2 separate regions of the Homo sapiens genome follow, and region 2 is linked to region 1. Evidence: read pairs that join two places in POLR2A ChIA-PET (ENCODE). Cell type or tissue: A673. All regions are shown on one strand. Links, peaks and the distances in the headings refer to the core of each region. The heading gives the core; the rest is flanking DNA.

Region 1 (8,383 bases), core at 242-8,241:
GCCTGAGCAACAAGAGTGAAACTCCATCTCAACAAACAAGCAAACAAGCAAAAAACAGGGCCTTTTATAATAAGTTATTACCCCATACAGTAGTTTCAAAAATTAAGTGAATATATTTAAAAAGGGAAAACACAGAATGTTGTCTAATACATCACTTTTTTTTAACTAAACAAATTTTTATTACACAAAGGTTGTCACATAATTGGATATTTCTCTACTTTGTACACAACTATTCTCACTCTCCACAGAAAGGCTGCTTAACTTCTCATCTGGTGGTGGCAAGTACTAAAATCCTGATTTTAACAGAATAGTAGTAAAAATGCCTCAGTGATTTAGGTTGAAAGCAGTACATTGGTACATGGCTCTTGTACCCAGTATCAGGAATGTACAAATGTTTTTTATTCAAAAATACAAAATAAATTATCTGTAGGCATGGACAATGACAGCAGTAAACCATTATATATTTTGTCAACTGAAACCAGTAACTGATGGTTATAGTGATTTTCAGCCAGCCTTTTTTTCATTTTCTCCAACTGACTTCTCTGAAGTTATTGGTGAGGAACACTGCCTTGGGCTTCCTGTCACAGTTCATTAATAAAGGTAAAGCACTAGTCTAGGAGTTAGAACATGCCACCTCCCATACCACCTCCCATTCCACCCATTGCACCCATTCCAGGGTCCTTCTCTTCTTTAGGAATTTCTGTGACTACAACTTCTGCTGTAGTTAACAGAGAGGCCACACCAGCAGCATCCAATAAAGCAGTTCTCACAAGCTTTGTTGGGTCAATAATTCCTTTTTCTACCATATTCATAAAATCTCCAACCATAGCATCATAACCAACTTCTGAGGAATTTTGCATAATTTTCTCAACTATCAAAGATCCTTCAACACCTGCATTCGTAGCAGTGGTCATTGCTGGAATTTTGAGTGTTCTTTTAATAATTTCCATACCAATTTTTTGATCTTCATTAGCTGGAGTCAATGAGTCCAAGGCTGGAATGCATCGAAGGAGGGCAAAACCCCCTCCCAAAACAATGCCTCCTTCAACAGCAGCTCTTGTAGCATTAAGGGCATCTGTAACTCTGTCTTTCTTTTCATTCACTTCAACATCACTTGTCCCACCAAACTTCAGCACAACTACTCCATCTGAAAGTTTTGCCAGCCATTCATTCAGTTTTTCCTTTTCATATTCACTAGTTGTGACATCTAACTGCCCAATGATTTCTTGAATACGTTTTTCAAGTTGAGCCTTGTCACCTTTTCCTTTTAAGAGCATGGCATCGTCTTTGGTCACAATGACCTCTCCAACTTTTCCTAAGTCATGAGGCTGAACATCTTCAAGATTCAGGGTCAACCCCTCTTCTCCAAACACTGCACCACCAGTAGCAATAGCCATATCTTTAAGTTGGTTCTTTCTATTGTCACCAAACCCTGGAGCCTTGACTGCCACAACCTGAAGACCAACCTTTAGCCTATTCAAGATGAGTGTACTTAGAGCTTCTCCATCAACATCTTCAGCGATTATCACCAAAGGCTTATGGTGAGCATTGGCAATTTCAAGAGCAGGTACAATGGACTGGACACTAGAAATTTTCTTTTCACTCAACAGAACATAGGCATCCTGGAATTCACATTTCTGACCTTTTGATGTATTAATAAAGTATGGAGAAATATACCCTCAATCAAACTTCATGCCTTCAATAATTTCTAATTCATCATTCAGTGTTTTTCCATCCTTTACTGTGATGACACCCTTTCTTCCAACCTTTTTCATTGCATCAGAGATGATATTGCCAATTTCTTTGTCTCCATTTGCAGAAATCATAGCAACCTGTGCAATTTCTTCAGGGGTGGTCACAGGTTTAGACTGCTTTTTAAGTTCAGCAATTACAGCATCAACAGCTAACATCACACCTCTCCTGATTTCCACTGGATTAGCACCTTTGCTAATCTTCTGGAAGCCTTCCTTGGCTATAGAGCCTGCCAGTACAGTAGCAGTGGTAGTGCCATCCCCAGATTCTTCATTTGTGTTATTGGCAACATCTTGAACAAGTTTAGCTCCAATGTTTTTATATTTATCCTTCAAGTCAATTGACTTTGCAACAGTCACACCATCTTTTGTTACGTTGGGACTTCCCCAGCTCTGCTCAATAATCACTGTTCTTCCCTTTGGCTCCATTGTAACGGCCACAGCATCGGCTAAAAGGTCTACCTACACCTTGAAGCATTAAGGCTCGGGCATCTGCACCAAATTTTACATCTTTGGCATAAGCTCGAGTGAGATGAGGAGCCAGTACCCTGGACACTGGTCTCATCTGGCGAAAGACTGTGGGTAACCGAAGCATTTCTGTGGGGCGGCTGCAGGGCATGCGCGCGGCGAGACAGGTTGTCGGCGGCGAGTGAGGGACAGAGTGCTAATATATCACTTTTAAAAAGCAAATAAATGTGGCAGTTGTACTATAAATGGAACATACAGACATCTGCCAAATTATGAGAGCAATACAGCCAATCTATGTCTGGTTCAAATAACCTGTTTTTTTCTGATTTAAAAATCAATTTGAAATACTGATAAAGTAATAAAAATACGTCTTTTTGTTAATTTCTATGATTGCTTTACGTCATCCTCTGTGTGTGGCTGTGCATGTGGCAATAAGCAAATTAAATATACGTCACAAACATTTGGACATGAGAATAAATTCAGATAAAATGTGACTTCCAGTAATGGAAGAATCATCATGATGCATCATTGCTTAATTTATAATGGCATAACAAAGAAATCCAGTGACAATAACCGTCTGAAGCTAAAATGGTATTACTGAAACCTGAACATTGGCTCTAATTAAATACTGGCAATATTGTTTGATATATCTTTACAAATATTGCTTTGTAATCTAGTTTTCATTTTAGTAAAACGCTTATTATTTATCTTGAATTTCCAATCAATACATCATAAACTATCAAAATGCATCTACATTCACAGCCTGGATATTAGACTGATTTCTTCTCACTTTTGCAGAGTATCAACATGTGAATTACAATGGTGCTAGATTTTTAAATGATATTAATAAGAACAAAAGAAAAAAGATCCATGATTCAAAACATATTATGCATATCTGATCTTAGGCAAGTGTAGCTACTGTGGAAAATTCCTTGCATACTTTTTAAGTATTCAGGTAATTTGAAATTATATATGCAGATCCATTAGTAACCATTTTGTATCAGATAAACTAATATATAAAAATGATACGAAGTTTAACCAAATAGACTATTTGTTTACTTAAGTAAACAAAAATGAGTAGTGTATTTCTAGAAAGTTCAATTCCAAATTTAAAAAAAATGGAAAAAATATGTTGTGCCAAGAATGTCCAAACAAACAAAATAAAACAGCTTAGTTATTTTATGAAGAACTTCTCTGTTCCCTGGAGGTGGACTAGGGTAGTGGCTGTGAGCAATGGCTTTGGTGTCAACTGTTTGAGTTTGCCCCAGCTCCACCACTTAACTAAAAGTCAAGACTCCAGACAACCCGCGTCATCATCTAGATGTTAGTTTTGCATTTATAGAAATGGTGCAAATAATAGAAAATAGGATGGGTTTAAGCATTAAATATAAGAATGCATATAAAATGTTTTGCACAATGTTTGACACATTGTAATAGCTCCATAAATATTGTTAAGTTCCTCTCCTGTTTTAGGAAAGAAGAGAGAGTTGCAAATGAGAAGTATTTTCTGAGTTTCCCAAAAGAAATCATATAAAATAAAGTTTTTAGAATACTACATTTCAGCAGTTTTTTTTCATTTTTCTTTTTCATTCATTTTTATACCTTATATTCTCTGTGCATAGTGCAGTGTGAGCTGCTAAAATAGTGGTCACTTAATAGATGGCTTATAAATAAAAAACTAAGATTTTATTATTCTCCCCGAGGGGTAGCTAAAGAAGTGCCCTGGCATTAAATATATAACTTTAGAGACAGTCACTAGAAACACAGGTGAAGTTTCCTATGTTTCTGTACTCTGGAAATGATGGACGATTCAACTCTGCACTTGAGTGCAAAATCCCACTCTTCAGAACAAGAAATTGATAAACCCTGACTCCATGAAACTTTCTCTCTCACGATCAAAAATACTGAGAGCTGGGGTGCACTGGGACTCTACTTTCTATTAGACGTCACAACGAGTGAGTGCCTGTGGATAAACAAATGTTAGGGCAAAAGAAAAGAAAGGAAGGAAGGAAGGAGAAAAGAGAAAGAAAGAAAGAAAGAAAGAAAGAAAGAAAGAAAGAAAGAAAGAAAGAAAGAAAGAAAGAAAGAAAGAAAGAAGGAAGGAAGGAAGGAAGGAAGGAAGGAAGGAAGGAAGGAAGGAAAGAAAGAAGGGAAGGAAGGAAGGAAGGAAGGAAGGAAAAGAAGGAAGAAAGAAAAGAGGGAGGGAGGGAGGAAGGAAGGAAGGAAGGAAGGAAGGAAGGAAGGAAAGAAGGAAGGAAGGAAGGAAAGAAGGAAGGAAAAGCATTGTATATAGAGCACCCCAGTGCTGGGATGATCCCCATCTACAGACAAGAACTTAGTGCCCTAACGTCACAGTCTAGAAGAAAGACATAAGCATGACTCCAGTAGAAGGAAACTAACAGATTCTATAGAAAAGATAACACTGATAGCAACACTGTTGACTGAAGGGTAAGGTAGTTGGAAGGAAATATAACTTTGTTTGAGCCATAGGTACTCATCAGGGTACAATTCAGGGAATGAACAAAACTGCTATTCAAACTTCCAAGTCGGTGAACCCTCTACCTGAATGTGGCCCCAGGTTCAGTACTGTAAGAAGTAAGCTGATAACTTGGAACTGACCCTGAGTCCCAGCAAGCATTGTGGACTCCAGATTGCCAGGTGGACTTTTGGGGCCAGCTGCTAAATTAGTATAAGCAAGGACATCAGAACTGTCTGCTCACAGCTTCTTTCTTAAGACCACTCACTTATAATTTGTAATTGTACCAGGCAAAACTGCCATTCTCTAAGTTTTCCATCTACCTGTTAGATCAACTATTAATTGAATCCATGACTTTAATATTCCGAATCCTCTTGTGATCCTGAAGAATTTGTTCTTGCTGTCGACCGCTTTTCATTAGGTTTCCTTTCCATCTCTTTGGCTGGGTCATAAAATAAATTCATGGGTAATCTGATCTAGCTATAATTCACTCTCCCTTAAACTTTTAATCTCTTTTTATTTTTTAATCTGCACTATATTTTACCCCTGGCTTACAACTTGAAAGCTTTAAAAAATACTATACATAAAAAATTCCACATAATGATATATTGACCAAAATATTTTTAAAAATACTTTTAGTATAATGAGAGAAGCCTCATGATAGATAAGGGAATAATAACTTAATTGATTAAGAGCCGTAGCTTTCACTTAGAGATAATAGTATAGTTAATTCAACTTTTGTCATCAAATACACACTTTAAAGTAGCATCAAATATATTTCACTGCCATAAGTAACAAAAACGTCTTCCAGATATCTGCATGTATTGTGGAGGCACTAGGTTAAGTTCACTGTTCCCTGTAGTGTGCATCAAAATTATACTTTAGTGATAGAATGGCTCTTATCTTTTCTTTCTTTTAATGTGCTGCTTAAAAAGTTCAAAGTGGTTAATAGATAAACTGTTATCCTATGAAATAGTAATGACATATATATTTTAATTTGTTTTCAGTGGGCTTTGAAACTGCTGTCCAACTTTTAAAGTTTTTTTTATAGTGTGAACATGCAAGTCATCATGAGAATGATTACTATACTGTAACTCCTTCAAATGCAAATCATACCAGCCACTCTTGAGAGAGAACCATGTGAAGTAAAAATTTGATAGCATGTGAACGGAAAATGGAAAAATCCATCAAAATTTAATTTCAGCAACTCTCAATACAGTTAGTCTTTTTGGATAGAATATCAACATAGACATTTTTCTCTTTTTTCTTTTTTTCCTCCCTCCCTCTCTTTCTTTCCTTTCTTTCTTTCTTTTTCTTTCTTCCTTTCTTTTCTTTTTCTTTCTTCTTTCTTTTTCTTTCTTTCTCTCTCTTTCTTTCTTTCTCTCTCTCTCCCTCTCTTTCTTTTCTTTTCTTTTCTCTTTCTTTCTTTCTTTCTTCTTTCTTTCTTTCTTTTTTTCTTTCTTTTCTTTCTTTCTTTTCTTCTTTCAACAGGGTCTCTTACTGTCATCCAAGCTGTATTGTAGAAGATGGAGTGCAGTGGCAGGATCTCAGCACTGCAAACTTTGCTTCTCATTCTCCAGTGACCCTCCCACCTCATCTTCCCAAGTAGCTGGGACCACAGGCCATGCCACCATGCCTGGCTAATTTTTTTTTTTTTTTTTTTGTATTTTTGGTAGAGACAGGGTTGCACCATGTTGCCCTGGCTGGTCTGCAACTCCTAGGCTCAAGTGATCCACCTTCCTTAGCCTCCCAAACTGCTAGGATTACAGGTGTGAAACACCGTGACTAGTGAGTATTGTTCAAACCTCCCATTTTATAGATGAAGAAACTGATCTCATTAATAAACGTATTTGGAGAATTTGGATCAGAAGGCATATGAAATATAATAAAGTTTAATTTTCATTTAGCTACAGTGAACTTCTGCTTTGAGTAATTGCATTACAATGAATCTTGCAAAACAAGTAGGCTTCCAAGTCTTTTATTTTTGTAACAATTACTAACCCAAATACCACCCTAAATTACTGTAGCATTTAACCATGGCAACACAGGAGAAACAAAACCTTAATATGAAATCAGAGTCTCATGCACAAATAAAGTTTTCTCTATTAGCTAGGAATATTTAAACAATATAATGTGTACAGTTATTAATACTTTGTAGACAGACACTATTTCTATCATTACTTATCTGGATTCATAAGCACTTTTGCAAGTATTGCAAAGTCATGTGGCATCATCGTGACTTTGAGTTTATGAAATAATCAGTATCAAGTTCACTTGCCTTCAGATAATGTGAACTGCTATAATAAGTTCTAGACTTTATTTTAATGGATTTTCCACACATGATATCCATTTTTCTAATGGGTATCAATGCAGTCCTTTGTTTTATGAAAGCTCATGCTCTATCTGGTAATGGAAAGTAGAATTGTACACTCTTCTGTAGACTTAGCATGGCTTGAGGTGTCAGGATTGCCAAAATGCTAATAATTGGTTTATTGCATTCTTTTGTCACTGCTCTGAAGATTTCTCTAGACATTTTTCATTTGAAGCTGCTCCATTGATTTCTGTAACAGACAACAAAGCAGTGTCATCACTGCCATAACTATTGATGGGATATCGATATTGTAACTATTGACATTGAGCCTTGTGGCTGAATCAAGAGATCCAAAGGCTTGATTGAAAACTTCTAACATCAGCTGATCAAAAGTATTTTCTTAGCCAGACTTATTTGTTCCTTTATTAACTTACACAATAGACATGTATTAAGTACTTATTATATACCAAGCTCTGTTGTAGGTTCTGAGATTCCATAAATAAATAAATAGATAAATAAATAAATAAAGTAGTAATACTCTCTAGATGTTAACTTACAGACTTGTGGAAGAGACAGTGGAAAATGAGACAGGAAACAAGACACTCTGAGCATATGGAAACGAGTTTCTAGAAGTGGAGCTATTGAGGCCAGTCTTTAAAATGGAACGAAGTTTACCTGAATGAAAAAGAACACTCACCTCTTCTTCTTTTTTTTTTTCTTTTCTGAGACAGAATCTCACTCTGTCACCCAGGCTAGAGTACAATGGTGCAATCTAGGATCACTGCAACCTTCTCCTCATGGGTTCAAGCAATTCTCGTCCCTCAGTCTCCCAAGTAGCTGGGACTACAGGCAAGTGCCACTATGCCTGACTAATTTTTGTATTTTTAGTAGAGGTAGGGTTTTGCCATGTTGGCCAGGCTGTTCTCCAATTCCTGGTCTCCACATGATCCACCCTCCTAGGCCTCCCAAAATGCTGGGGTTACAGGTGTGAGCCACCAGTGGCATGTGGCCTGAAAAAGAACATTTCTGATTTTGACAACAGCATGTATAAAGGGCATAATATGAAGTAGCCCTGAATCTTAGGGAACTCTATTATATTGAGGCAACATAAAGTAGACAGGGAAGAGACAAAGATAAGCCTGGAAATGAGAGAGGCACATTTGTGAAGAGCATTGGAGATAGTGCTGTGGACAAAATTAAATTTACATTTTTGAAAGACAAATGTGGCTGAAGCAACAGGTGGATTGTAGGTTAAGACAAGCAACATTTGGACTATTAAATATTATAACACTATAACCTAGGTGAGAAATAGTAAACATTTCAAATAAAAGTAGTGGCAGAATGCATAAGGAAAACATTGTAGAAATGTTTAGTCAA
Region 2 (8,383 bases), core at 85-8,084, 230 kb after region 1:
CTGATTTATACATCTTGCTTCTCACTTTATTAAAATTAAATTAAATGCTGCATTTGTTCTGAGCTTCATGATGGGTCTTCAGCCCTTCGGTGTCTGTCATGCCTGGCAGTCATTAAGCCTGTGTTTTCAATTATAATTTAAGAACTTCACTGAACAAACTATGGTACCAACTGTCTAAAATCCGCTATCCACATACACACAGTGGAAAAAAAAAGTTTTAAAAAACGTTTAAAATAAAAATACGAAAGGAGTCACAAAAGACTCATATTTCATATGCTAATTTCTTTCATGTCTTTTGAAAATAATCATTATCAAATATTTATGATGGTAGTGATGTGTGTGTATCTTCTGGCCTTGTTTGTACTTTAAACTGTTTGTGAATTTACTGGGAAATCCATCTATCTTCATATAAGTGCATGACTTAAATTCCATAGCAAGAGAAGGAAAGTTATTTGTTATCTAGGGAGAAATATGACCGCATGCCAAGTTTACAGCCACATATTTTAATTAACAAGCTATTGACCTGTTAAAAATACTAAATACAAATAATGTAAAAAATTTAGTCTTCCCATTGCAAAACCTGTTATTCAAAGAAATCCACAGAATCATTAATAAGCCCTTAACACAATTAGCTTTATCAAGCAGCCGATAATTTTTCTAGAGACAAATTTTTAGATTATAAAGTTCTGTATAACTTTTAGTTACATGTCAGCACTTAATGATATTTACTTCCCAAATTTTATTAATTTTTAGATATAAATGAGTTGACAGAATTGTACAATAGACACCCATAAGTCTTCCACCTAGATTCAACAACTATTATTTTTGTATATTTGCTTTCTCTTATTCTCTCTCTCTCTCAATCTGAATTTGTGTCAGAAAAATCATGACAATTCATCTCTAAATATTTATTAAATATTTCATAAGAATAAAGAAATGCTACATCCCTACATCTATAATATAATTACCACAATTGACTAAATTAAAATAATCATCTTATCATCTAATATCAAATCCAAACTCAAATTTTTCTCAGGAATTTTGTTTTATTATCAGAAATATCTTTCATAGAGTTTGCTTTTCTAAACCAGGAACCAAAACAAACAAAAAAGCAACATGAGTTATGTTTGATTGTTTTGCTTTAAGTGACATTTTTTGTGTTTTTTTAGCCTGCAATGCAATGATTTCTTAGTGACTCTAACCTTTTTAAGCATTTTTCGTGACTGTGATATTAGAAGATTTTACATTAATTGTCAAGTTCTACATTATTTCTCAGATTATTTCTTCACGTTTAACATCTTCCCTAATGCACTATATTTTCTGTAAACTCTATTAAATTTCTGGGTTCTTGATTAAACTTAAGATTTTTTTTTTGCAAGAATACACAGGTGATGTTTGGATGATAATATTGACTATATAGTTTCCATTATCAAGCAATAATCTATTTCCCATATAGTCTCCTCAGAGAAAATAGAAAGTTTTTTTTTTCAATTCAAGATGTTTTCACAGATTGTATAAAAGAAGAATAGCTTTTGAAGGACTCTTCATGAGCTCTTAGTTTCAGAATCTCATTTTATACAAGAGAATACCAGGTAAACACTAATAGGCGTAAAGGGCGTGAGTGATTCCTATTCTCTCTCTTGCTCTTGTTCCTGATCTCCTAGTAATGGGGCTCTGCTCTCTCACCCCCATGCCTTGCAAGGAACCAAGCAGCCTATGTTCTCAGGCTATCTATTCTCCTCCCAACAAAAATGGAATTGCAACAATTTCAGGATTTTTTAAAAACATGTTAAATATGTTATTTTTAAAAAATTTAAACTGGTTTATCACTAATAATTAAATGAGAATAACAAAGAGGTTCAGCAATAAAATATTGTAATTATAGAATAATAATAACATAAGAATATTAATACAGATACTAATAATAAAAATTAAAGCTCTACAATTTATTCTCTTATCTTTGGAAAAATGTCTTATATAGATACAACTACAACACAATGGACAGCCATATTTTGTATCATGTTCAACATCAAAAGTTATGGGGAAATTTTCACAATCAGAACACATAGATGTATTTCATTTTACTAAATATGGTATGTGCAGTATTTTGTTGTAATGAATGCATCACAATTTGTATCATTGTTCTTCTCTTTATGTTCATTTTTGTTGTTAAAATTTGGTAGTATGTGTGTTTCTGTTATAAACAATGATAGACTAATAGCTATGCACATTTTTGCTGTGTTTTCACCAAGGTGAATTATTAAACATTTTTAATTAAATGTAACTAATATGATGAGCCAAAATAGCATTCTATTATTGTTTTCTGCATTTCCATAGATTTAATTTTTGGTGACTATGTTCTCATTTGTTTTATAATCACTTGTATATTCGTGTGTGTGTGTGTTTGCAAGAGAGATTTTTTTCAAGATATTTTCTCAATATTGAAAAAATTGGACCACTTTTTTTTAGCCCATTCATTTATATTTTCTAGAAATTAGAACCTAGTCTGTCATTTTGGGTTCAGTTACTTTCCTAGACTTATCATTTGCATTTACAATTTAAAGACTTCTAAAAACTGCAGTAGTTGTTCTGGTTGGTTTTACACTTTGACATCATCATCTAGTTGTCAACATTGTTATGTAATAAAGTTTATCAATGTTTACATTAATTAGTGCTTACAGTTTTTTAATTTTCATTTTTTGAAAAACATCATACTGTGAGGTTATTTATTTTTAAATGCCCTTGTATTCTTACAGCCATGAAGTTTAATTAAAAAAAATTATTTTCGGCCGGGCGCGGTGGCTCACGCCTGTAATCCCAGCACTTTGGGAGGCCGAGGCGGGCGGATCACGAGGTCAGGAGATCGAGACCATCCCGGCTAAAACGGTGAAACCCCGTCTCTACTAAAAATACAAAAAATTAGCCAGGCGTGGTGGAGGGCGCCTGTAGTCCCAGCTACTTGGGAGGCTGAGGCAGGAGAATGGCGTGAACCCAGGAGGCGGAGCTTGCAGTGAGCCGAGATCCCGCCACTGCACTCCAGCCTGGGCGACAGAGCGAGACTCCGTCTCAAAAAAAAAAAAAAAAAAAAAAAAAAAAAAAAAATTATTTTTACCCTGGGAATTACTTTGAGGAAAGAAAGTGGTAGATTTACAGTTTTATTTATCAATGTGATAGTTCTGGGACTCATATGTATTGTACATGATGGAGCCACCAATCTCATACTTAACATGTAGCTAACCACATTTCACTTAACTAAAAATGTAAGTGATGGTAGGTTAAGAACATACATGCTATTATTAAGCTTTAACTGAATTATGATTTTTATCTTTACCTTATCAATTTACTAGAAAAGTTTGTTTTCTAAAATCATATTAATTGATCATTATTCTTTTTTTAATTCTATATTTCAATGCTTTATTATGTATTTACAAATGGCATTTTTTTTCAGTACCAGAATAATTTTTTTCCACAGCTCATCAGATATTCTGAATTCTAATCCTAACTTGTACTAGGAAGAGGAAAGAAAGAAAGGAAGGAAGGAAGGAAGGAAGGAAGGAAGGAAGGAAGGAAGGAAGAAAGAAAAGAAAGAAAGAAAGAAAGAAAGAAAGAAAGAAAGAAAGAAAGAAAGAAAGAAAAGAAAAGAAAAGAAAAGAAAAGAAAAGAAAGAGAAAGAAAGAAAGAAAGAAAGGAGGGAGGGAGGGAGGGAGGGAAGGAAGGAAGGTCAAAAGGAGGAAGGAAGCGAGGGAAGGAGGGAGAGATGGAGGGAGAGAGGAAGAGAAAGAATGAAGGAGGGAAGGAAAGAAGGAGAGAAGGAAGGTAAAGAAAAGAGAAAAGCTAATTCTTTGAGTTAATGTCATAGTTTAAATATTTTTAAATTAGTTGATGGTATCCAGTTTATTTGGGTTTATTATTTAGTTTTATATTTAACACATTTTCAATATCAATATTGAAAATCCTGGGGGATATCAATATCAGAGTAAAACCTACTTTTCATTATGTTTATTCCTCAGCATTTTTACTCACTGTGGACAACTTGCCTTTAGGTGATTAGAACTTCATTATATCTAAGAAGGTATGATCAAATAAAACCAAAAGCGATGACATTAAAATGAAGATTACTACTTTGCATGACATGGATTTATGAAATGTACACAAACATTAGAAGACAACAAACATATATTTGTTTATTGCAAAAGTTTAAAATTTGTTTAATTTAAAAAATTTTTACTTTTTTCCCCTGGTGTTAGACCAATACTCATGTTTTAAAATTTAAAATGACTGCTCCTTGCTATCTTCACCTTAGGGGGTCTTATTATTCACTTGTGGATAAATGCCAATGCCAGTTCAAATAAACGATGTTGACTGTCTGATTCATTTCCCAAGATACTCGAAATACAATGCTGTATTTGGGTTGGAAGCTCATAAATCTTTGAGGTTGAGTGTAGAGAGATTCCTAGGTGCACTCTGTTCTGATAGCATTAAAGATGAGATTTGAAGCTCTCCCACTGCAGCACGATAGTTTATCTGTAGCTGATACTATTGTAAATGACAGCCTAGTGGTAATCTAATCAATAATTTAAGATTTCTACCCTGGACCAAAATATCCACGAAGGAAGGAATTCCTAAAGTAATACATTTAATGTCTGGATAAAAGAGATTTGGCATTTCAGAATAGAGGTTCACCCAAATTGAAGTGTTCTATTGCAAACTCTCCCATTCATTAATGATTTAAAGACATCTACTGTTTTTCAGCAACATGTTTTTCCATTATTTATTTCCACCAAGGTGGGGATAATTAACTACTCTTTCTCCAGTCCAGGTTGTGATTGAATAAAAATAGTTCATGGCAGGTTACAGTACATCATTGTTTTCTCATCCTATAAATTTCTCACCTGACAGGAATGTTGAAATTTGGGCTGAAAAATTAATCATTATCTACTTTTGACCAATATATTAATATTTTATCAACTAAGACCCATTCATTTATTATTTATACCTCATCTACTTCCAAACTTTGTTTCCAGTGAATTATTAACCCAGAATTACAAATTGTAAAGTTTCAAGGGAAAAATAAGTGAAATATTGGATAAAAGCACCTGTATAAAACTGTAAGTTTCTCCCTCAAAATAAAAGAAAATAAGCACTATTCAGCAATAAGTTTCAGCTTACTTTTCTGGTAGAGAAATATGAACTGAGCTAATCACATGTCATGTATTTTATATTTGCTTGTGTTTAATATCTTGAAGAGATTTTTTTTCAATCAGGGCAATAATAAATTGATTTTCATAAGACTATCAGAAATGTATTTGCACTTATTTAGTTACTTCAGTCTAAACTACGTGTTTTTCAGCTTATGTTAACTCTTTTTTATTGTCCTAAAAGTTGCAATGTGCTATGTTAGTTAATGGAAAATTTATGAACAAGTAAAAACTTTTGCAACAATGGGAGCATTATCTAATCAATTGTGACTTACATGTAAAAATGATTCATGTGGTGGAAAATAGGAAACCTAATGATGTCCTAGCCTATTTGTAAATATATATCTAAGGATGTGTTTATGTTTAAGAAAAACATTAACCTTTTTTTTTTAGAAATATTTGTTCATTTGTTCTTCTACCCAATGAAGCAAGTCTTACTAATAAAGGCACAGATATATTTAGAAATGTATTAGAAAGATGTATTAGAAATGTATTAGAAAGTAAGATCAACAGCAGGTGGTTTACTGGAGCAGTCTTTTAATAAAACAGGTATCATTATTCTATTTTTAAAACTTTTTTATCAAACTATAACATGTATAGGAAAGTGCAAATGTCTTAACTGATTTTTTCAACTAATTGTAATAAATTGATGAACACTTCATGTAATGGACATTATGGGAAAAAGATGAACATTGCCAACAATTCAATACCCCCTTGTGGTCACTACCAGACTAATGATGGGTAACAATTATCCTGACTTTTAAACTGCAAAAGTAGTTGTATTTACTGTTTTACTTTATATACGTAGAATCAGATAGCAAGTGTCTGTCTTCTTTTGCTCAACATTATAATTGGAAGGTTCCTCCCTATTCTTGCATGCTATGTACATCATTCATTCTCACTGCTATATATAATTCAATGTGAGGAGTACTTATTAGTTTGTGTGTTTATACTGTAATCATCTGATTGCTAAGACAATGAACATAAGACTATCCTCAAGCATTCCCCGTTACTTTTCAGAAAAAATACTTCCTTCTGGACCAGGCGTTTCCTTTATAAGAAGATTTTTTTAAACAACACATTCAATTTATTTAACATATATAGGAATATTTATATTATTTTTTCAGTGAGCTTTTTTAGTATTTGTGTGTTCATTTCACTAAATTATCAAATGTATTAGCATCAAGTTGTTCATGTTATTTTTATTATCCATCTAAAATAGGAATGATACATAGTGATATAACTTCTTTTATTATTAATATACTGGTAATTTTTGTCTTTTCTCTTTTTCTCTTAATCAGCCCACCTACAGGTTTATCAATTCATTTTTAATCTTCACTGAGAACCAGCTTATGATTTCTTTATTGCTTTTCTGTTTCTATTTGCATGGTTTCTTCACTGATCTTTATTATTTCATTTTTTTGTTTATTTTGGTTTTCATTTGCTCTTCTCTTTTTAGTTTTTATGGTTGAAACTGAAATATCTTTCTTCTTCTACCATAAATGCTCAGTGGTAAAAATATATAAATATTGCTTCAGTTGCATCTTAAAATTTTGATAAGCTCTTTTTCATTTTCATTAAACTCAAATACTTTCTAATTTTGCTTTTAATTTGTTATTTGACCCATGGCTTTTTTGTAATTATAACATTTTGTTCCGACATTTAGGGATTTTTCAGATATGTATTGATTTCTAATATAATTGCATTATGGTTAGAGGAAGTAATTATATGATTTGAATCTCTTAAAATTTATTGGCCCTTGTGATATGACCCAGAATATTATGTTCTTGCAAATTTCCCATGAATATTTGCAAATAATGTGCATTTTTGGAAAGTTCTCTAATGGTCAATTAAATCAAATTTGTTGATAGTTTACTTCAGTTCTTCTATGTCTTTGCTTAAGTGCTGACTTATTTTTCTATTAAGTATTGAAAAATCAGGCCGGACGTGGTGGCTCACATCTGTAATCCCAGCACTTTGGGAGGCTGAGGTGGGCGAATCACCTGAGGTCAGGAGTTCGAGACCAGCCTGGACAACATAGCAAAACCCTGTCTCTACTAAAAGTACAAAAATTAGCTGGGTGTTGTGGCGGTCGCCTGTAATCCCAGCTACTGAGGAGGCTGAGGCAGAAGAATTGCTTGAACCCGGGAAGCAGAGGTTGCAGCAAGCCGAGATTGTGCCAGTGTACTCCAGCCTGGGCAACAAGAGCAAGACTTCATCTCAAAAAAAAAAAAAAAAAAAGGAAAAACAGTGTTGAACTATTATTATACTACAAGTGTAGAGTTGTCTATTTCTCCTTGAAGTTATATTTGCTTTTGTTCATATTTTGAAGCTTTGTTATAAAGTGCACAATTGAGATTGCTGTGTATTCTTGATTAATTGACCACTTTATCATTATAATAAAAATTTTCAAATTATATAATACTGCAAAAATTAGTCATAAATTTAATTGTTAACACAATGTTTAACTGGTTACATGTGAAGGAAAATGGAAGAAGATAGACCAGGTAATATAATTGTTAATACCCAAACAAAAACAATGACAAAGCTATAGAATGTGGAATGTGTGTGTGTCTGTGTGGGCATGTGTGTGTGCACATGTGTGTGTATAGATATAAATATTCCAGTTTTCAACAACAAAAATCATATGTCATTGTAAGTCATATAAAGAAAGAGAAACAGGAAAGTGTGATTCATACAAAGGAGCCGAAGCCAAAACCCAAACCAAAACATAACAAAGGAAGAAACAGAAATTGCTTTTGAGAGGGCTCAGATGTTGGAATTAGAAGATAAACACTTCAAAGCAGCAATTATAAGCATGTTCAAAGAACTAAAGGAAACCATGTTTAAAACAGTAAAACAATATATACGACAATATATTTATGTATGTATTTCCTTTTTTGGGGGGGTACGGGGGCAGAGGCTTACTCTGTCACCCAGGCTGGAATTCAGTGGCATGATCATAGCTTATTGTTGCCTCAACCTCCTGGGCTCTAGTCATCCTCTCGCCTTAGCCCCCCAAGTAGCTGGAAGTACGGGTGTGCACCACCATGTCAGGCTATTGTTTTGTTGTTGTTGTTAGAGGCAGAGTCTCACTGTGTTGCCCAGGCTGGTCTTGACTCCTGAACTCAAGAGATCCTCATGTCTCAACATGCCAAAGTGCTAGGATTACAGGTGAGAACCGC

What was found. ChIA-PET counts read pairs that join two places held together with the same protein. Peaks named below come from ENCODE experiments on the same cell type or tissue, not always from the same donor. Only the 100,000 strongest peaks of a DNase experiment are listed, where the experiment ranks them.
Region 2: POLR2A ChIA-PET joins it to region 1 with 8 read pairs; 1 of 35 experiments calls an interaction of 5 or more read pairs at or near these places.

The regions. Positions count from the first base shown.
Region 1 is chr5:21,876,550-21,884,932 of GRCh38, reverse strand. The region is part of intron 6 of CDH12 (cadherin 12); the gene reads left to right. It overlaps SNORA105A (small nucleolar RNA, H/ACA box 105A), which reads right to left and starts at 479; the gene lies at 364-479. It also overlaps the pseudogene HSPD1P1. In A673, for the core only: a CTCF peak has its summit at 3,402; DNase peaks (open chromatin) are centred at 3,462, 4,132, 4,572 and 5,132; H3K27ac peaks cover 5,325 bases.
Region 2 is chr5:21,646,186-21,654,568 of GRCh38, reverse strand. The region is part of intron 2 of LOC105374685 (a long non-coding RNA gene); the gene reads right to left. Among named protein-coding and RNA genes, the nearest start is that of SNORA105A, 230 kb to the left of the region's middle. In A673, for the core only: no CTCF peak of the experiment used is centred there; a DNase peak (open chromatin) is centred at 4,368.